Linked DNA regions of Homo sapiens: region 1 is linked to region 2. Evidence: read pairs that join two places in POLR2A ChIA-PET (ENCODE). Cell type or tissue: MCF 10A. All regions are shown on one strand. Links, peaks and the distances in the headings refer to the core of each region. The heading gives the core; the rest is flanking DNA. Region 1 overlaps ARPC5L (actin related protein 2/3 complex subunit 5 like). Region 2 overlaps PPP6C (protein phosphatase 6 catalytic subunit).

Region 1 (2,913 bases), core at 213-2,712, 290 kb before region 2:
TATTGCGCCACTGCACTCCAGCCTGGGCGACAGAGCGAGACTCCGTCTCAAAAAAAAAAAGGAGTTACAAAGTAGAGGTTATCAGTGGCTGATATCAGGCTGGCCTTGTTTGGATGGGGAAAAGGAACTCCAGAACTGAAAGACAGAGGGACTGGACTGCCTCTTGAGTGTGGAAGGTGGATCAGAGCCAAGCAGGGAGCTGGGGAACCAGCGCTGGGAGTGGCTTGCCTGGTGGCGCAGACCCAGCTCACTCAAGATGGATCTCATACTGGGGAAGCCAGGAGATTCAGCTCTGCTCCGAAGGCCCTTCCTGTCTGCACGTGGGTATCACTGCATGAAGAGGAGTAGAGACCCGATTGGGCAGAAGCCATTCCTTGTTCTATTTTTGAAGCTTTTTGGCTGAAGCCAGTGTTTCATACGAGGAAATGAAAGTTGGCTGATGTAATTCAGTTTAAAATAGGTGTCACCTTTGGGGACCTAACCCAGATTGTAATTTTCTTTTGCATGCTGGGTATTCAGAACTCAGCAAAGAATGTGTTGTCAGGATTGCAACTGAGGTTGGGGGGTAAGGGTGGAGACTGGCTCATTGTTGGCAAAAGCTTCTGTTAGATTGATAAACTCTTTCCAGGTAACAGTTGGGACCTCATTGATCCCGATAGATCTTAGAAGTTCTAGCACATCTTAATTTCCTTAATAGTTTAATTGATGAAGAGCATTGATGAAGAGTTAGGAGGTCTCCCTTTGTACCTACATTTTCCGCTTTTTTAGAATGAGAAGATGAGAACGACCTCCAGTTCACATGTACGGGTGCTGTGAGGATCCAGTAGGGGAGATACAGTGCTCAGCACCAAGCAGGTGCAAGTGAGCACAATCCAATTTTACATCAAGTTACCCCTCCAGGACAGTTGCTTTGACGTGGAAGGTAGAGAGGGAGTTGAAAGGAGGGTTTGCATGGTTGGCAGAGGTGCCCTGCAGCCTCCCTGTGCAGGCTGTAAACCGTCTCTGCCCCCCTGGAAGCCGTGGAAGGTGGGTGGTATGGATGAGATCCCATCTGACTCTGTTCCTGAGCTGTTTCTGAAGTGAGCTTGTTCATGACGGCATGGATGTGCTTGAGCCTAGCTATCCTTAACTGGTGGTGATGCACAGGGGACATGCTTCGGGCATTCCATGCAGCCTTGCGGAACTCTCCCGTCAACACCAAGAATCAAGCTGTGAAGGTAAAGGGGTGGCGCTGCGGCTCTGCTGGGTGCTGTTGGGACCAGGGCTGTGGGTGTCTGCCCAGTGCGAGTGTGAGCTTTCATCCACATCAGAGGGAGTGAGTTGGCACTGGGCGGGGCTTCCAGGGAAGCCTCCTGGCGCTCCCTAGGTGGTGAGGCTTCTCTGACATCAACGCTGTCAGCGTTTATATACGAGAACCTCCCCACAGAAGCCTTCACTCCTGCTCACGGCCTCGTAGGCTGAGAAGTCAGCCTGGCCCTGGCTGATGAGGAAAATGGATGAATTCGCTCACCTGTGGTGCTTATGCTCCCACAGACTGTTAAATAGGCTTTGTCTGCCTGAGGATTTTAAGTACCCGTACGCTTTCCTACCTTCTAAAAACTAAATTGTGCTTACTGCATCACCAAGTCTAAAATTTGGTTCAGAGAAAGGGGTCTCCCTGCAGCTGGGATTCTGGCAGCTGTGACAGCATCTTGATGTCACCAGTGGCTGCACCTTCACAGAGTTCTGGGGAATGGCCCCACCCTTCTGGGTGTGAACACAAGAGGGACGCTGCAGCCGAGTCAACCTGGTTTTATTTTTATTTTTTAATAGTCCACCACCATTGTGGAGTATAATAAGGCCTTATTGGTGTCATCTAAAATAGTGATGGGCTGGGTGCCATGGTTTATGCCTGTAATCCCAGCACTTTGGGAGGCAGGAGGATCGCTTGAGCTCAGGAGTTTGAGACCAGCCTGGGCAACATAGCGAGACTTTGTCTGTATTAAAAAATAAAAAAAATAATTAGCTGGGCATGGTGGCATGTGCCTGTAGCCCTAACTGAGGTGGGAGGATTGCTTGAGCCTGGGAGAGGCTGCAGTGAGCTGAGATTGCACCACTGCACTCTAGCTCAGGCAACAGAGCGAGACCCTGCCCCTCCCTCCCTCTCTCCCTCTTTTCTCTTCTCTCTCTCTCTCTCTCTCAGAGTTGATACTTGTCCTAGTAAACTACTTACTCCCCCAAAATAAGTAGGGTAACTTGTTGGCATAAATAAAAGATACTTTGAAATTTAAATCCACAAAAGACGTTCTAACCCACTTATTTTAACCATCCTGGACGAATTAGAAACTGGGCAGTGTTTCTGGTGATCTGTGTCCTTGCTTTGGTGTGGGGCATGGCATGGCGGTGCCTTCGCAGCTCTGGGACTCACTTGCTCTTTTTCGTCTGCAGGAGCGAGCCCAGGGCGTGGTGCTGAAAGTGCTCACAAACTTCAAGAGCAGTGAGATTGAGCAGGCTGTGCAGTCACTGGACAGAAACGGCGTTGACTTGTTAATGAAGTACATTTATAAAGGCTTTGAGAAGCCCACAGAAAATAGCAGCGCAGTGTTACTCCAGTGGCACGAAAAGGTATGTGAACGCTGCCACGCGCCCCAGTGAGCCACCTGGCTTGCCTTGGGGTTCGATCAGCAGGCCAGATTTTCCAGAACAAACGTAGGACGGTCTGATAGGCGTGTGGGGTCAGAGGACGAGCCCCAACCTGGGACATGTCATCACTTCCCTCTCCCAAGGAAGCTCCTGGTAGGGACCTGCTGTCTGTGGTAATTGCAGTTACTTTTTTGCTTTTTAGCTGCCGATTTATGTCAGGCAAGACAGGGTGCCCTTGGTACAGGACATGTGGGCAGATAACATGGCATAGTAAGGTGGTCAGGGAGTCTA
Region 2 (2,913 bases), core at 242-2,741:
AATTGAAGATTTTTGCCTTAAACCAGGGGTTCTGGGTTATTTTTTATGCCCAACCATTACTGACAGCTACAACCCAACCCTATCTACAGTGGCTTACTAAGGCAATTAATTAGAGGACATAGTTAAATGTAGAAAAGTATACAATCACCTTGATATGGTTTGGCTGTGTCCCCACCCAAATCTCATCTTGAATTCCCACATGTTGTGGGAGGGACTCGATGGAAAGTAATTGAATCATGGGGGCAAGTCTTTCCTGTGCTGTTCTCATGACAATAAGTCTCATGAGATCTGATGGTTTTAAAAACAAGAGATCCCTGCACAGTCTCTCTCTCTTTGCCTGCCGCCATCCACATAAGATGTGACTTGGTCCTCCTTGCCTTCTGCATGATTGTGAGGCCTCTCCAGCCATGTGAAACTGTTAAGTCCATTAAACCTCTTTTGTAAATTGCCCAGTCTCAGGTATGTCTTTATCAGCGGCGTGAAAACGGACTAATACACATCTTTTAATATACTGAAATAGGGACTGTCACATGGTAAAGAATTATTATGCAATTTACATTTAATAAGTCAGATCCTTTCCATTTTAAACAAGCACTTGATATCACTGGTGTTTACATACCATAAATATGTAGTTTGTGTCAGGAACCTGACCTCCAGTTCTGAACAGTTCACAAAGGTCATAAAACTATAAAAGAAATGCAATACATGCTGATTACAAATTCCTGTTAAGAAGCAAAGCAACAAAACTGAGAGTGAAATGTGTAAAGAAGCAGCTAAGAGGACTCCAAATATTTACATTTTTAAGAAATAAAGTGTAAGCCAAACTGCCAAGCACACAGTTCTCAAGACTAAAAAAAGCACTAAATAAAGCTCAGTTACCATAAAGTCACTCCTAGATTATTATCATAGGATTCCCTTTCTCATTTTCTTTCATACATCTCCCCATCTATCTCTTGAGAATTCTGACATCCTTTATCAATTGTCTAATTTCTCAGTAAGCTAATCTAACAGCCCACCCAAATTCTGTATCTATTTTAATGAGACAAAAGATTACAGAAACAAGTGGATACCTCTTTTTCTTCCAAACTGAACTTACATGACACTCCAGTGTTATACAGAGATCTTCCCACATTCTACAGTTAGAGTTATATACCCTCAGGCTCCACAGCCATGGAGTGTCTCCTCAATGATCAGTTAAAAAAAAATTATATATTTCATCATATTTTTTGTTTTTTGTTTTAAGACAGGGTTTGGCTCTGTTACCCAGGCCGGAATGCAGTGGTGCAATCATAACTCACTGCAGCCACAAATTCCTGGGCTCAAGTAACCCTCCTACCTTGCCCTCCTCAGTAGCTAGGACCACAGTTACACACCACCATGCCCAGCAAATTTTTATAGAGACAGGGTCTCGCTTTTTTGCCCAAGCTGGTCTCAAACTACTGGCTTCAGGCAATCCTCCCACCTCAGTCTCCCAAAGTGCTGGGATTACAAGTGTGATCCATGACACCCAAGGATATTTCATCATATTTCTATTTACTGAAATTTGGTAACTGGCAAATTGTGCATTTGTCAAATTTCAGTCCACTAGATTATTACCCTAGCCCTAATTTCCAAAGAAAGCATTACAGTTTTTCTGGAAGAAAAACGATTTTGGATTAAGGGAATTGACTACAATACATTGGACCAATTACAACTAACAACTTCTAACACATTCATCTTTTACACTTGAAATAAAATTATCATTTAAACTTTTAACACTTAATAGGAATGTTAGTCAAAGTGAAGAAAACTGAAAGTGAGATGTTAACTACTGAAAGAAATAAAGTAACACCTTTTATAACAATGTTCCATAAGTCTAAAAAGTCAGACAAAAAAAAAAAAACAACTTTAGGAAGCTTAATATAAAATGTATCTGAAAATTAGCTAACAGGCCAAGCTGCTCACACCTGTAATCCTGGAACTTTGGGAGCTCACGCCTGTAATCCCAGCACTTTGGGAGTCCCAGGCAGGCAGATCACTTGAGGTCAGGAGTTCAAGACCAGCTTAGCCAATGTGGTGAAACCCCATCTCTACTAAAAATACAAAAATTATCCAGGGGTGGTGGCCTGCACCTGTAATCCCAGCTACCTGGGAGGCTGAGGCACAAGAATTGCTTGAGCCCAGGAGGTAGAGGTTGCAGTGAGCCAAGATCATGCCACTGCACTCCAGCCTGGGCAACAGAGCAAGATTCTGTCTCAAAAAAAAAAAAAAAAAAAAAAAAAAGTGTTATGGTCCGGGCACAGTGGCTCACACTTGTAATCCCAGCATTGTGGGAGGCTGAGGCAGGTGGATCATGAGGTCAGGAGATCAAGACCAGACTGGCCAACATGGTGAAACCCTGTCTCTACTAAAAATACAAAAATTAGCTGGGCATCATGGTGGGCACCTGTAATCAATCCCTGCTACTCGGGAGGCTGAGGCAGGAGAATCACCTGAACCTGAGAGGTGGAGGATGCAGTAAGCCAAGATCACGCCACTGCACTCTAGCCTGGGTGACAGAGCAAGACTCCGTCTCAAAAAAAAAAAAAAAAAGTGGGCCAAGCACAGAGGCTCACGCCTGTAATCCCAGCACTTTGGGAGGCCGAGGCGGGTGGATCACCTGAGGTCAGGAGTTCGAGACCAGCCTGGCCAACATGGCGAAACCCAGTCTCTACTAAAAATACAAAAATTAGCCAGGCGTGGCGGCGGGCACCTGTAGTCCCAGCTACCTCAGGAGGCTGAGGCAGGAGAATCACTTGAACCTGGGAGACGGAGGTTACAGTGAGCCAGGATGGTGCCACTGCATTCCAGCCTGGATGACACAGCAAGACTCTGTCTCAAAAAAAAAAAAGTGTTATGACAACATTTAAAACATCAAAAGAAACAGCCTTCATG

Evidence for each region. ChIA-PET counts read pairs that join two places held together with the same protein. Peaks named below come from ENCODE experiments on the same cell type or tissue, not always from the same donor. Only the 100,000 strongest peaks of a DNase experiment are listed, where the experiment ranks them.
Region 1: POLR2A ChIA-PET joins it to region 2 with 5 read pairs; 2 of 35 experiments call an interaction of 5 or more read pairs at or near these places.

Annotation. Positions count from the first base shown.
Region 1 is chr9:124,872,548-124,875,460 of GRCh38, forward strand. It overlaps ARPC5L (actin related protein 2/3 complex subunit 5 like), which reads left to right. Exons shown (of 6, transcript NM_030978.3): 4 at 1,145-1,217; 5 at 2,428-2,604. Among named protein-coding and RNA genes, the nearest start is that of ARPC5L, 12 kb to the left of the region's middle. RefSeq lists enhancers at 1-487, 185-414. In MCF 10A, for the core only: no CTCF peak of the experiment used is centred there; a DNase peak (open chromatin) is centred at 1,324.
Region 2 is chr9:125,160,222-125,163,134 of GRCh38, forward strand. It overlaps PPP6C (protein phosphatase 6 catalytic subunit), which reads right to left. Exons shown (of 7, transcript NM_002721.5): 3 at 620-685. Among named protein-coding and RNA genes, the nearest start is that of SCAI, 18 kb to the left of the region's middle. In MCF 10A, for the core only: no CTCF peak of the experiment used is centred there; a DNase peak (open chromatin) is centred at 1,230.